4 separate regions of the Homo sapiens genome follow, and all the other regions are linked to region 4. A link is a contact called in ENCODE Hi-C or POLR2A ChIA-PET data. All regions are on one chromosome and are shown on one strand. Each heading gives the region's core, a stretch centred on a gene start or an enhancer-like site at or near the end of the contact. The rest is flanking DNA. Distances are from core to core; before and after follow the strand shown. Region 1 overlaps CRYBG1 (crystallin beta-gamma domain containing 1). Region 2 holds the start of ATG5 (autophagy related 5). Region 3 overlaps ARMC2 (armadillo repeat containing 2). Region 4 holds the start of SCML4 (Scm polycomb group protein like 4).

The links. A loop is a pair of places that touch in the nucleus more often than their neighbours do. ChIA-PET counts read pairs that join two places held with the same protein, here RNA polymerase II (POLR2A). Pooled maps may share reads with other maps.
Region 1: a map of CD4-positive, alpha-beta T cell shows a loop between it and region 4 (9-fold over the local background). The contact joins the enhancer-like site here to the promoter of SCML4 in region 4. A Hi-C loop is called at or near these places in 5 of 168 maps with a recorded cell type or tissue (CD4-positive, alpha-beta T cell, CD8-positive, alpha-beta T cell and naive thymus-derived CD4-positive, alpha-beta T cell), 1 of 37 single-sample maps with no recorded cell type and 12 of 50 pooled maps. POLR2A ChIA-PET finds 5 or more read pairs at or near these places in 2 of 52 experiments (CD8-positive, alpha-beta memory T cell and activated naive CD4-positive, alpha-beta T cell).
Region 2: a pooled map shows a loop between it and region 4 (5-fold over the local background). The contact joins the promoter of ATG5 here to the promoter of SCML4 in region 4. A Hi-C loop is called at or near these places in 4 of 50 pooled maps. POLR2A ChIA-PET finds 5 or more read pairs at or near these places in 2 of 52 experiments (T-cell and activated B cell).
Region 3: a pooled map shows a loop between it and region 4 (5-fold over the local background). The contact joins the enhancer-like site here to the promoter of SCML4 in region 4. A Hi-C loop is called at or near these places in 2 of 168 maps with a recorded cell type or tissue (breast epithelium and naive thymus-derived CD4-positive, alpha-beta T cell) and 5 of 50 pooled maps.

What each region holds. Positions count from the first base shown.
Region 1 is chr6:106,518,986-106,522,546 of GRCh38, forward strand. It overlaps CRYBG1 (crystallin beta-gamma domain containing 1), which reads left to right. Exons shown (of 22, transcript NM_001371242.2): 4 at 146-2,468. Among named protein-coding and RNA genes, the nearest start is that of RTN4IP1, 110 kb to the right of the region's middle. RefSeq lists enhancers at 280-1,479, 702-1,191, 1,932-1,981. Within about 2 kb of position 1,251, at least 24 of the 41 ENCODE cell types and tissues checked have a DNase peak (open chromatin) inside an H3K27ac peak, as active enhancers do; they include CD4-positive, alpha-beta T cell and CD8-positive, alpha-beta T cell, where a contact is called at or near this core.
Region 2 is chr6:106,323,750-106,327,070 of GRCh38, forward strand. ATG5 (autophagy related 5) reads right to left here and starts at 2,011. Exons shown (of 8, transcript NM_004849.4): 1 at 1,777-2,011. RefSeq lists enhancers at 1-173, 1,821-1,870, 1,891-2,210.
Region 3 is chr6:108,870,819-108,874,081 of GRCh38, forward strand. The region is part of intron 4 of ARMC2 (armadillo repeat containing 2); the gene reads left to right. Among named protein-coding and RNA genes, the nearest start is that of ARMC2, 24 kb to the left of the region's middle. Within about 2 kb of position 1,578, at least 11 of the 41 ENCODE cell types and tissues checked have a DNase peak (open chromatin) inside an H3K27ac peak, as active enhancers do; they include breast epithelium, where a contact is called at or near this core.
Region 4 is chr6:107,822,068-107,825,846 of GRCh38, forward strand. It overlaps SCML4 (Scm polycomb group protein like 4), which reads right to left and starts at 2,246. Exons shown (of 8, transcript NM_198081.5): 1 at 2,059-2,246. RefSeq lists an enhancer at 329-398.

The sequences.
Region 1 (3,561 bases), core at 1-2,500, 1.3 Mb before region 4:
CACACATACACACACACACACACCACACTCCAAATGTTATATATCAGGGAGATGTTGGCTTTTCATAGTTTTATAATTAATTGGTTTGTGTGTTCACTTTTTAAAACTAGGTCAATAACTTTATCTTCCTGCTTTTTCCTCACAGCCCTGCCAAGCCCAAACATGTGGAACTAAATCTTAAAACCCCTAAGAATCTTGACAGTTTGGGAAATGAGCACAATCCATTTAGCCAGCCAGTTCACAAAGGCAACACTGCCACCAAAATCTCCTTATTTGAAAACAAACGGACAAACAGTAGCCCAAGACACACTGACATTCGAGGCCAAAGGAATACTCCTGCCTCTAGTAAAACGTTTGTTGGGAGGGCAAAGCTGAATTTAGCCAAAAAAGCCAAAGAAATGGAGCAACCTGAAAAGAAAGTAATGCCAAACAGTCCCCAGAATGGTGTGCTGGTTAAGGAAACTGCTATAGAAACCAAAGTTACCGTCTCGGAAGAAGAGATTCTGCCAGCAACCAGAGGAATGAATGGAGACTCTTCTGAGAATCAAGCTCTTGGTCCTCAGCCTAACCAAGATGATAAAGCAGATGTACAAACAGATGCTGGCTGCCTTTCAGAACCAGTGGCTTCTGCTCTGATTCCTGTCAAGGATCATAAGCTCTTAGAGAAGGAGGACTCAGAGGCTGCAGACAGCAAAAGCCTTGTACTTGAAAATGTAACCGATACAGCACAAGACATCCCCACCACTGTGGATACCAAAGATTTACCTCCAACGGCCATGCCAAAGCCACAGCATACATTTTCTGACTCACAGTCCCCTGCTGAGTCATCTCCTGGGCCTTCTCTTTCACTGTCTGCACCCGCTCCTGGGGATGTTCCCAAAGACACATGTGTTCAATCACCCATAAGCAGTTTCCCATGCACTGATCTAAAAGTGTCAGAAAACCATAAAGGATGTGTTTTGCCTGTGTCTCGTCAGAACAATGAGAAAATGCCACTTTTAGAACTTGGAGGAGAAACAACCCCTCCTTTGTCCACAGAGCGTAGTCCAGAAGCTGTGGGAAGTGAGTGTCCATCCAGAGTCCTCGTCCAGGTCAGGTCCTTCGTGCTCCCCGTGGAGAGCACCCAGGATGTGAGCTCCCAGGTCATCCCAGAGAGCTCTGAAGTTAGAGAAGTGCAGTTGCCAACTTGTCACAGTAATGAACCTGAAGTGGTTTCCGTTGCAAGTTGTGCTCCCCCACAAGAGGAAGTACTGGGCAATGAACACTCTCATTGCACAGCAGAGCTCGCGGCAAAATCTGGCCCACAAGTCATACCGCCAGCATCAGAGAAAACTCTGCCTATTCAGGCTCAAAGTCAGGGCAGCAGAACACCCCTGATGGCTGAATCCAGTCCCACCAACTCTCCCAGCAGCGGAAATCACTTAGCCACTCCTCAAAGGCCAGATCAGACTGTTACAAATGGCCAGGATAGCCCTGCCAGCCTTTTGAACATTTCTGCTGGTAGTGATGATAGTGTATTTGATTCTTCTTCTGATATGGAAAAATTCACTGAAATTATAAAACAGATGGATAGCGCAGTTTGTATGCCCATGAAAAGAAAGAAGGCCAGGATGCCAAACTCTCCTGCTCCTCACTTTGCCATGCCTCCTATTCACGAAGACCATTTAGAAAAGGTGTTTGATCCCAAAGTGTTTACCTTTGGTTTGGGGAAGAAGAAGGAAAGTCAGCCAGAAATGTCACCGGCTTTACATTTGATGCAGAACCTTGACACAAAATCCAAACTGAGACCCAAACGTGCATCTGCTGAACAGAGCGTCCTCTTCAAGTCCCTGCACACCAACACTAATGGGAACAGTGAGCCTCTGGTGATGCCGGAAATCAATGACAAAGAGAACAGGGACGTCACAAATGGTGGCATTAAGAGATCGAGACTAGAAAAAAGTGCACTTTTCTCAAGCTTGTTATCTTCTTTACCACAAGACAAAATCTTTTCTCCTTCTGTGACATCAGTCAACACTATGACCACGGCTTTCAGTACTTCTCAGAACGGTTCCCTATCTCAGTCTTCAGTGTCACAGCCCACGACTGAGGGTGCCCCGCCCTGTGGTTTGAACAAAGAACAGTCAAATCTTCTGCCCGACAACTCCTTAAAGGTCTTCAATTTCAACTCGTCAAGTACATCACACTCCAGTTTGAAAAGTCCAAGCCACATGGAAAAATACCCGCAAAAAGAGAAAACCAAAGAAGATCTGGATTCACGAAGCAACCTACACTTGCCAGAAACTAAATTTTCTGAATTGTCAAAACTGAAGAATGATGATATGGAAAAGGCTAATCATATTGAAAGTGTTATTAAATCAAACTTGCCAAACTGTGCAAACAGTGACACCGACTTCATGGGTCTTTTCAAATCAAGCCGGTATGACCCAAGCATTTCTTTTTCTGGAATGTCATTATCAGACACAATGGTAAGTAGCAATGTGTTATTATTTATTTGGGGTATTTTTAAAGCAAGGGAAGAGAAGGATGATGAGCAACTCATGTTATTCTTTTAGAAATGGTTAAGCTTATGTGCTATAGTTTTTATTCATTCATCACATATTTGAAAACCTGCAATGTACAAGGGACCGTTAGAGTGCAAGAAAAAAATGTACTAAGAGTCTTCACTGAAGGCATCTGTAGTCTTGCAGGGAGATAAAGCTACAAATGCTCTAAGGCACATGATCTTTTTTTTTTTTTTTTTTTTTTTTTGAGACAGAGTCTCGCTCTGTCGCCCAGGCTGGAGTGCAGTGGTGCAATCTCAGCTCACTGCAACCTCCACCTCCTGGGTTCAAGCGATTCTTCTGCCTCGGCTTCCCTAGTAGCAGGGAATGCAGGCGCGTGCCACCACGCCTGGCTAATTTTTGTATTTTTAGTAAAGACTGAAAATACAAATACGGGGGTTTTACCATATTGGCTGGGCTGGTCTCGAACTCCTGACCTCGTGATCCATCTGCCTCGGCCTCCCAGAGTGTTGCGATTACAGGTGTGAGCCATCCTGACTGGCTGGCAATAAATCTTTTAAGGCACATGTGAATTTATATGTTGTATTATGAAAGGTATAGGTAAGCTTTTAGAGTTCAGAGACAGATGAGTTGCTTTTTCTTACCTATTCTATGTAAAAATGCTCAGTGCTATACTTAGAATTTTGAAGATTTGTGAAGGAGCTTCCTCTATTTGGGAAGTCCCCAGCCAGGGAAACTTTTTCTTAATCCTTCTCTCTGTGAGATTCACTCTTTGTTCCCATAAGTAGCAATAGGTGTTTATCCTATGCAATTGAGACAGTATTTTGTCTTTATTGGGAATTAGTTTTCATTAGGGAAATATTTTTTTTACCCTGCAAAGCTGTGGGGAATAAAGAATTTTGGTTTTCATTGGATCTTTTCTTAAATATTAGAGAGAAGACAGCAAAACATGATTTTGGGGAATAATTTTGATTTCTGCATCTTCTTTTATCTCACTTCAGAAGATGTTTACTTTACTCGGTTTTTGATGTGAATTGCGCCTTTTTGTTACCAAGCT
Region 2 (3,321 bases), core at 761-3,260, 1.5 Mb before region 4:
ACATAGCAATCAGATCTTTTAAAACACAAGTTAGATCAACTCACTGCTTACTCAAAACCCAACTCATTCAAAGTACAAATTAAGGTTCTTATAAATTCCCACATGCTCCTAAATGACTTGGCCCCATTTCCACCTAAGTATCCACTACTTCTTTCCCTCTTGTTCATTATTTTCCAGTCAAACTAGCTAGTATGCGCCTGCTTCAGGGCTTCAGTGGCAGCTCCTTCCAAGTGGCACCCTTCTTTATCACCCGTAGGCCTCCAAGTTAATATCATCTTTTCTATGGCCACCACTCCCATCTCTTGGCATTCCCTATACCCCTGCACTGCTTTGGTTTTTTTCTCTAGCACTTTCCGCCACTTGACGTACACAGTTGGCCCTTCCTACCCATGGGTTCTTCGTCCTTGTATTCAACCAATCATGGATGAAAAAATATTCGGGGAAGGAAAAAAAAGTCAGTACTGAACATGTATAGACTCTTTTTTGTCATTATTCCCTAAACAATACACCATAACAACTATTTATACAGCATTTAAGTTGTATTGCGCATTATAAATAATGCAGAGTTGAACTAAAGATAGGAGGATGTGCATAGGTTATCTGCAAACACTACACCATTTTATATCAGGGACTTGAGCATTTGAGGACTTTGGTATCCAAGGGAGGTCCTGGAACCAATCTCCCACAGATGCCGAGGGACAGGAAAGACTGTACCTTAATTTTTGTATCAATGTCTTCTCACCCCATCCCCAAAGTGGAACTTCATGATGGCAGGGATTTTTATTCTTTTGTTTACTATTTTGTTTACTGTTTTGTCCAGTGCCTAACACATAGGAGGTACTCAGTTTGGGGGAAATTAATGAAATAAATACACACTTGAGGTGTGTGCACTATTCTAAAAATCCATATCCATACAGTTCCATTCTGTACACTTTCCCCCAATTTTAAGTAGCATATCTTTGAAGATAAAAGCACAGGCTTAAATCTGGTGTAAAATACCTCTCAATTACTACCCTGAGCACAACATCGTTATTTTCAAATTCAAAATTCAACCAGAAACTCCCTCTATGGAAATCACAAATAGTTCAGTTCAGAGCCAAGTATCCAGTTTCAAGGTCTCAGAAATTTAACAAGCCAATTCTGGAAGGCTTTGGAAGTTCAGCTACTGTCTGGTAAGTCTCCGGGTTCTGATTGCTCAAGACAGGCTGTACCTCCTCACCCCTCAGAAAAATCTAGAACCAATAGTTTCCTAGGTTCCTCAAGTTCAGGATAATTTTAAAATAATCCAAAGTACAAATGAAGTATGTAAAAGTGTCTTGCCAACAGAAAATGTCTTTGGTAGCACTAAATATTGTTATTGAGACAGGGAATATCGTAAATAGATAAATTGCTTGGAGGACATACCCACCGAGTTTGGACAGACTCACACTGCACTGTGCAATAAAGGTTTAAATAACTGTGTTCCACAAACAATTCAGGTCCTGAACTGAACTCTAGAGCCTGCGACTAGACTCTCGCTTTCCTACCTTAGTAAGCAACAGACATGTACCCCAAGAGGGACCCCGCAGGCCACACCCGCCAACCGGCCCCAGGGCTCCGGGCCGGCGTCTCGCCAACTCCACCTTGCCCGGAGGAACCACCTTCACCCGCCATCGCGGCCGGGCGGGCGCTCCTCCAGGCAACTACTCACCCCTCCTTCCTACCACACCTACCTGGCCCCTCCCCAGCCCTCCTCCTCTAGGAATTTCCTCACACAAGGTGGACACACACACGTACCCTACTCCAAGCTATGGCTCCTCCTTCCGGCTCCCCGCACTGGTGGGGACGCCCAGATTCCGCGCTCCGGTGGGGCGGCGGGGCAAGCTGCCCGCCTGACACACTGTCCTGCGGGGACGCGGTAGCAGGACTCCAGGAAGCCCGCGCAGCCGCAAAAAGCACCGGCGCGGAGGTCGGAGCTGAACCCTGCTGCACTTCCGCCCTCTGGTATCCAGCGAATACAACCGGCAACGCTGCGGAGCCCTGGCAGCGCACCACAAGTCCAGTCACCCTCGGCGCCCGGAGATGACGTCACGAGACCCCACGTGGTCCGAACTCCGCCCTCCGTGTTCTGCCTAACCCAGCAAGGAGGCCCGAGTCGCTCTTGAGCATGCGCCAACGGGGCAGTACGCTTGAACTCGCGACCAAACCTCTCCAAGTTCATAGCTTCTACCCTCTTCTGAGAATCTTGCGTCAAAGCGTAGTTATTGGGGCTTGGGGAGGTTAACTTAACAGTTCCACAAAAACAGTTTTTAAAATACTGAAACACTGCCTCCCTAGAGCTTGATCGCAACATCCCTTTCTTCCTGGCATCACACAACAGTATTAATAAAACATTAGTTTTCAAAGTACTTTCCCATCCATTTTCTTATTTGATCTTCTTCTCTACTTTGTTGGAACCACCGCAGGCATTAATAACCTAATTTAACAGAAGACTATATGAGCACTGAACCCTCCCACCCATCCAAGAGTACATATCTTTATCTTACTCTTTGTAAAAATAATTGGGGCCGGGCGCGGTGGCTCACGCCTGTAATCCCAGCACCTTGGGAGGCCGAGGCGGGCGGATCACGAGGTCAGGAGATCGAGACCATCATGGCTAACACGGTGAAACCCCGTCTCTACTAAAAATACAAAAAAAATTAGCCGGGCGCGGTGGCGGGCTTCTGTAGTCCCAGCTACTGGAGAGTCTGAGGCAGGAGAATGGCGTGAACCCGGGAGGTGGAGCTTGCAGTGAGCCAAGATAGGGCCACCGCAGTCCCGCCTGGGCGAAAGAGCGAGACTCCGTCTCAAAAAAAAAATAGTAATAATTGGTAAACTTACTAATAAAGAATCTTTGAATTGGCTCTATCCAGAAGTCTTAGCAGGCATTTAAGGTTTTTCTCTTAATTACACGTGCCTTAACGCCATGCATGTTAAGTAAGTACTGTGCTGAGACTCAAAACAGGTTCTTGATAATTGGGAACATAAGGAAAATTCTAGTAGTAGCCACAGGATTCTTTTAAAAAGAAAAATCTTCTTGGAGTTGGACTAAGTACAATGATTTTCAAATGGTAAATTACAGTACATTAGTGGGTATCTAAATCAAGTTAGGGAAGCATGCCCAGCATCTTTTTAAATGAAATAAAATAGAAAATATCAGCATGCTTCACACATGTAAAGGGTAAATATTGTGTCCCAAAATTTTTACTTCAGTATGTATGTGGTGTACACTGGATAGGAATGTGAAATACATTTCTTAGTAAGGGTAGCAGTCAGAAAAGTTTGAAAGCCACAGTTATGGTC
Region 3 (3,263 bases), core at 328-2,827, 1.0 Mb after region 4:
CCATTCTAGGCCAACAAAGTTCTGTCCTCAGAGAGCTTACAATCTAGTGAGAGGAGATAGACAATGACAGGAGAACAAATAAGTAAGAGAATTTGAGTGCTGATGAATGCTCTGAAGAAGATAAACAAGATAATGGACTCGAGAGTGACTGTGGTGGGGTAATTTGCTTTAGCTCAGGTGGCTCTGAAAGGTATCTTTGAGGAGCTGGCAGCTGAATAGGAAGGTGCCTCATGAGAAGGAGGCAGCCATGTAAAAATCCATGGACCAAGTGTCCACATGGAAGGAAAAGCGAGTGCAATGACCGGGCACGAGAGCAAGTGCTGGTGGTGGAGGACCTGGAGGTCCAGTGGCTGGAAAGTGGCTGATCAAGGGAAGTTGGAGAGAGCTGAGGCCACAGAACTGCCCAGGGCCTCAGAATATGGAAAACACACCCAGCTGTGTTTTACTTGTAGTGAAAAGATAGGGTTTACCAAAGGGAGAGACAATGTGATGTAGGTTTTTTCACCAACAGCAGTTCTCAGCTGTAGCTGCCCATGAGAATCACCTGAGGAGCTTTTCAAACGCTCCCCCCGCAACCCGAGTCCCGTGTCAGCTCAGGTAAATCAGAAAGGGTTGGTAATTGCAGGAACAAAGGGTTTGCCAAGATGAGAGGGGCTGGGACCTGGAGGTGAAGGGCACTTCTTATGAACAGGATGGCAGGATTGGTGCAAGGACTCATACCTTGTTTTTTATTCTGTGTTCTTGCTTGTGAGGTTGAATACTGTGTGTTTCATGTATTTTTAACTTTTGGGAGTGCATGCTAGAAAACCCTGCTGCTTGCTGAGGTACACACTGATGTGAAAGTGACCACAGAGATGAATGCTTTGCCCACCATCCCCCTCCTCAGTGCTTCCCCAGTGGCTTAGCTCCTTCCCCGCTGGGGTACCTGCCTGTTGTCTGCATGCTCTGGGAGGTGCCCTCTGCAGCTGTGATTTCCCAGCACTGAGGCCAGCTTCACACCTCCAAGGTGCACTGAAGCATGTTTTCATCGTGGTTCTTTTATCCACCCTGTTTGCAGTCACCCCTCTTCACCATTCAGGTCATCCCTGAGGTCTGGGCCAGCATTCAGGAAATACTGGCAACAAAAAGTCATTGTTATTTTAAAAGCACATGTCATCCAATTATAAAGTTATAAAAAATATTTGAGCTCTCCAGCCTTGGAATCATTGTCATTTGTATAAGAGCTCCCTGGGTTTCATTTCAGATCTTCTCTATTGTTTAGAAGAGGTAGGCTTTGTGGAGTAACTGAGGCTGCAGAAATGGAGGGCATCCCTTTGTTTGCTGTGAAGTCATTTGTGGCTGATGCTACCCCACAGGCAGGGCCGGGGTGTGGTGGCAGGTTTGGAATTCCTGCTTCAAGACAGTGAAAGAGGAAGAGATTTGTGTAGTCATCTCCAAAAGGCCAGCAGTATAACTGCTTTGCGTTCACACAGGGTTTTTGGCTGGAGGTGGCACTGCTGTGAATGCTTCCCCAGTTATTCAAGCCAGACAAGAGGCCTGAGAGCAGTACCACCTCCTCAGCCATCCCTGTCACACTCTCCGTCACCAAGCCCTACACGTGCTTCCTGACTAGCTCTCGAGTCTGCATTCTCCCTCACCACCGCCATGCTGCCTCCATCCCTCTTGCCTCATCCTGTTTTGCTGCTCTTAAACCACCGTCTGCTCACTGGGGTGCTGTGATGGTCTGCAGGTGGGTGGATGCGAGGCCCTCAGCCAGAGGAACAGCCAGTGGAGCCTGAGGATGCTGAGCTCCCAACACGACATGGCTGTGAGCAGCAGCCTTATCCCTTTATCCCAGGGGACCATGAAAAATGATCATTTTCTGTGTGTTCCATAAAGCACAAGAGGTCGGGAAGCAAATAAAGATCAGATTGCACCACCCTCTTGCTGAAAACCCTTCAGAGGCCCTGTTGTGCCTACAGAAGTGTTTGCCAAACTGAGTTCCAGGGAACTCCAGGGAACACTTTTGGCAAAATGTTAATAGCTTCTCTTTGGAAAAAGGGTTCAGTGCTCAAATAGGTCAGGGAAACACTGCCTACCCCTCATCTTCTTGGAGAGTCTCTGCACATGAGCGTATTAAAGTGTTGGTGGAGAAATCTGTTTAATTTTAATTCAACACAGCATTTCACAAACCTGCTGGACTGTGGGATCTGTCTTTTGGGAACACAATTTGGGAAACACTAGCCTACTGTAGAAGTTGGCAAACTTTTTCTGTAAAGGGCCAGATAGTCAATATTTTAGACCTGGTCCTTATGGTCTCTGCTCAGCCTCCTCCGTTTTGTATTGTAGCATGGAAGCAGCCATCCACCAATTTATGGCCACTGAAACTTGAATTTCATGTAATTTTCACTTGTCACAAAATATTGTTCTTTCTTTGATTTTTTTTCTAACCATTTAAAAATACAAAAACCGTTCTTAGTTTGCAGGCTATACGAAAATGAGATAGGGCAGATTTGGTGGGGTTTGTAGTTTGCTGAGCTCTGGTGGGGGTGGCGGGGGATGACATCCCAGCACCTCCAAGTGCACAGCTGTGTTGTGATCCAGCCCCAGCGTAACATTCCAGGCCCTGCTCACGCCTGTCCTGGGCCTGCCCCCTCACGGTGGGTGCACCGGCAGGGTGGAACCCCTTGTTGTTCACCACACCCACCCTGCTGTTTCAAGCCTCAGGGAGAACCTATGTAATTTGCTGGGCCCAATGCTGAATGGAAATGTGGGGCCCTTTGTTCAAAAATTATTAAGAGTTTCAAGATAGCCACAGCAGAGCCTTAAAACAAGTATAGGCCCTTCTAAAACTGGGGCCCTGCCTGACTGTACTGGCAATACACACTTGAAGCTGGCTTTCACTCCAGACTTTTGTTCTCTTTTCTTCAAGCTGTTTACGTCTTATTAACCATTCAAAATGCTTCTCAGCCCCCACCTCCTCTGTGAAGCTTTCTCTGACCAACTCCCAACCCCTCAAGCTTTCTCCACTCTCTCTGCCCCCTCCTTACCTGGCTGGGGTCACACTGGGCTTCATTTATCTCTTTACACATCTGCCCCCTTTGTCTCCCCTGCTAGATAGAGCAACGTCATTAAGAAAAGTGTTTTTCTCTGTTTGTTGCCCAAGAGCCTATTACAGGGTGTGGTATATAACAGGTATCAAATAAATATTTGTGAACCTGAACTGGTCCTGTGTGGTAAGGCTGCTGGGAGCTGTCTCCTTTTGAAGTTTACCCACGATCCAT
Region 4 (3,779 bases), core at 996-3,495:
AAATTGAGATTAAAAATACATAAACAGCAGAGATGATTTTCTCATCATTTCAAATTTTAAAAATTAAAAAAGTCTATCTTTGTACTTTGGGGTAGTGCTTGAATTTTTTAATAGGAAAGTGTTACTGAGTATTTTTTTAAAGTCAATATTGTTTTGAACTCTCATTATAAAAGTTCTTGCAGCAAGTGACAGTATTTGGGTCTGGCTTGTTTTCTGTGGGCTGAGCTGCTTAGCTTACCTGCTGCTTGCTAGAGGAGACAGCCTTTCACCCTCACCCCCAGGAGTCAAGAACCAGAAAGTGAAACTGCTTCTGCTGATTTCCCTCGCCTCGAAAACACACCACCAAAAGCAAAGAAATGATGAAAAGCAACTTACTCGTTTCGCTTATTGTTTTCTTGTCTTTCTATTACCGTTCATTTACTCTTTTCTTTTTTTCTTTTCTTTTTTTTTTTTTGCAGCAAAATAAAAGTAATTTTGGGGACACAGGGAAGAAATGTAAACATGTTATACATGAAAGAACTGGATTTTTGTGGGCTTTGCACTTTTGTTATAATTCCACAAATGAAGCAAACTGATGAATTTACCAAAATATTTCAGAGCTCATCTACGTACACAATTTAAAGAGCTAAAGAAAACACATTCATATTTTTTAAAAATTCTGTCAAAAAGCCTGTTTAAAAGTTATAGTTTGTGAAGCCACCAATTTCCCTAAAACTGAAGATTCTACATTAACCTTTTGAGTTTAGACGATCACGCAGTACCGATTTTCTAGGTAATCTTCACCCAGCTGCTGTTGCTCAAACAGCCCCTCATTTTATCAGACTAGTTCTACCAAGCAACACAAAAAATGCTCCACACAAATATTATACCCCCCAGATAGTTTAACACACTAAGAATTCCTTTGTAGTTATTTTTATGCTTTCACTCCAGATATTCTATTTTGCTTTAAAAAAAAAAAAGTGGAGAAAAAAAGCAGCTATATCCCTCATTCTTCAAAAATGGTTCCTCTGGTTGAAAAGAAAGAAAAACAGCATATAACAAATACCCTGATTCTGAAGTGCCTGGATTACTTTCTCAAGTACTGTAGTGTCTGAGATCAGTAAAAAACCACTTTCTCAGAAAGCCACTGATTGTCTAACCCTCATGAGTACCGTCATGGAATCTAGAGACAACACGAGGAGACACCTCTCGTTCACGATCACAGATAGTGGAAAGAACTTTGACTCAAGCACCTCAACTCAGCAAAACAGCTCAGCAGCCTGCACCCTGGCCTCATCCACCGCTCCTGTCCAGCCAGCAATCAACCTGGAGAGGACCCCTCATGCTTTGGGAGGAGCACGTGGAAGCTGGTTCAAGTCACAGTGCTCCACCTGGGAAGGAGGTGATTTTGAGCTTGGGAAAACTGCCGCTAATACTCCATAGTCACCAGTTTTTTTCCCAAAAAACGAATTAAAACCAGAAACTAGCAGTAAATATTATTCTTATTTATGCCTCATAAATTAGGAAAAACCAGCACAAAGACATGTGAAATATTCTACCTGGGATATTTGAAATAAAATTAAATGGGAAAAAAAACACTTTTACATGTTCATAACATACCAATTTTAATAACCAAATTTTAGGTAAATATTTTTATCCCAAGACATAGTACAATTTTTTTAAAATTAAAAAGCAAAACAAAGCAAAATTATCGTGAAGGGAAAAAATAACTAACCGGTTACTTGAGTTCACATTTGGAAAAAAATAACTTTCTAGGTATTTAAATGCAGAGTTAAAGAGTAATGAACATGTATATAGCCCAAATTTATAAACTATATAATTCAATGTTACATTTTCCCCTCTGAGATCTGGTTAATAAATTAAATGCTGTACTTTGCATATGAGGAACTAAAGTTTACCTACTGGACTCAGTGGTTTTAGTGCAGGACACTCTTGTGCGTTGCCATAGAGGTAGGCATGCAACCCAGAAAAAACTGAAACAGGTAACCTGTCATGCTGACAGTTACAAGAGAAAGATCCCGTGTCAACGGCACGCCTCCAATTGTGCATCTCCCTTACCTACAGCTTGTTCACCAGAGCCCTGAGCAGGTTGTTTACCAGGTCGGGAGTGTTGACTCAGAAGACAGATGACTTTCAGCACATGCAAACCGAGTATTGCAAAAGCTATCTTCCACCCGTGTTAGTAGCTCACAGTTAGTCTCCAGCAGCCCTGCGCTCCAGCTGCAAACATCTCATTAGACTAATGCATTCAGCACAGGCAGAAAACTCGATTTACCATAGCTACAGCAATGAATTTCCATTACGATGACAGCTTCAACCACATCATGTCCGGAAAACCAGCCAACCACTGGCTTTTAAAGAACACACACATTTTACATGCAGAAAACGAGGCCTCTGTGTGTGTGTGTGTGTGTGTGTGTGTGTGTGTGTGTGTGTGTGTGTGTGTGTGTTTTGTGTTTCCTTCCTCTTAGCAGCCTAAGAGAAATGTGCAGTGTAGCTTTTTGTCGACATGAGCTGCAAGGTAATGACACTTCTGCTTCTTTGGTAGTTACATCCTTGTAATAACCTGAATTATGTCACAATGGTTAGAATGGGTGTTTCCAACATTTCAGTTTTCATTACCCCTCCTCTGTTGCCATAGAAACCAGACTGTAACATCGTCTCTTTGTCCCAATCCTGCAGCAGTGTGGGCCAACACCAGGCTTATAAGACACTGGTGATCTGACAGAGTGAATGTTTGACTTTGGACAAATAAAACAAAAAGAAATATTACAATAGCATCATTGTTCAGGAGACCCTGTGTGATTCCCAGAGCAGTGTGCCTATCCAGGTGTGTGCACACACCATGGTTGTACATATTAAATCAGCGGCTGCCCACAACATATGTGTACAGTTCATTAAAGCCGGCCCTGACTTTGGCTCCAGGCCTGTATGTGTGTGTGTGTAAGCATCTCTACCCACCTCAACGTGGTGGGACCTGCACAGGATAGAAACAGGGCAAGAGTGACTATTCATTCCCATGCCCCATTGCATTTTCTGCAGCAAATCAATATATATCGGCGAAGGGATCTTTTCTTTTCCTTTCTTTTTGTAAAGTGGAGCAGGGCTCCCCATTGCCCATTTCATCCACTCTGGGATATTGGCATATTCACAGGTATTTCCTACAAGATGAAACATCCATTCTACAAACATGTGGCTTACTCCTAGGGATGAGCAGCAAACAAATTTAGCCGGGACTAAATATCAACCAGGGCTAACGAAGGCTTAGGCCACAACCTGGCCAGTTACTGAGAGTGAAAAAAACTGCAATGGACAACTTGAGGTTTCTCTAAATATATGTGTAGAGTCACATTAGAAGTACATAAGAAATCTCTCCTCTGAAATTTATTATGAAAATATAAAAAATTGTTTTAAGTCAAAGCCTTGTAATTAATTGAGCAAGAAGAAATTCACTACTTTAGTTCATTTAATCATCAAATTTTGTTGTTTTGTATGGGAAAAGGCAGGTTTGGTAGTTTGCATTTTCATTTCATATAAGTTGATTTCACTAAAGAAGGAGGAAGAGGAGAAGAAAAGAAAATAAGATGGATGGGCCAGGTGCAGTGGCTCATGCCTGTAATCCCAGCACTTTGGGAGGCCAAGGCGGGTGGATCACGAGGTCAGGAGATCGAGACCATCCTGTGAATGGTGAAACCCCGTCTCTACTAAAAATACAAAAAATTAGCTGGGCGTGGTGGCGGGCGCCTGTAGTCCCAGCTACTTGGGAGGCTGAGGAGGGA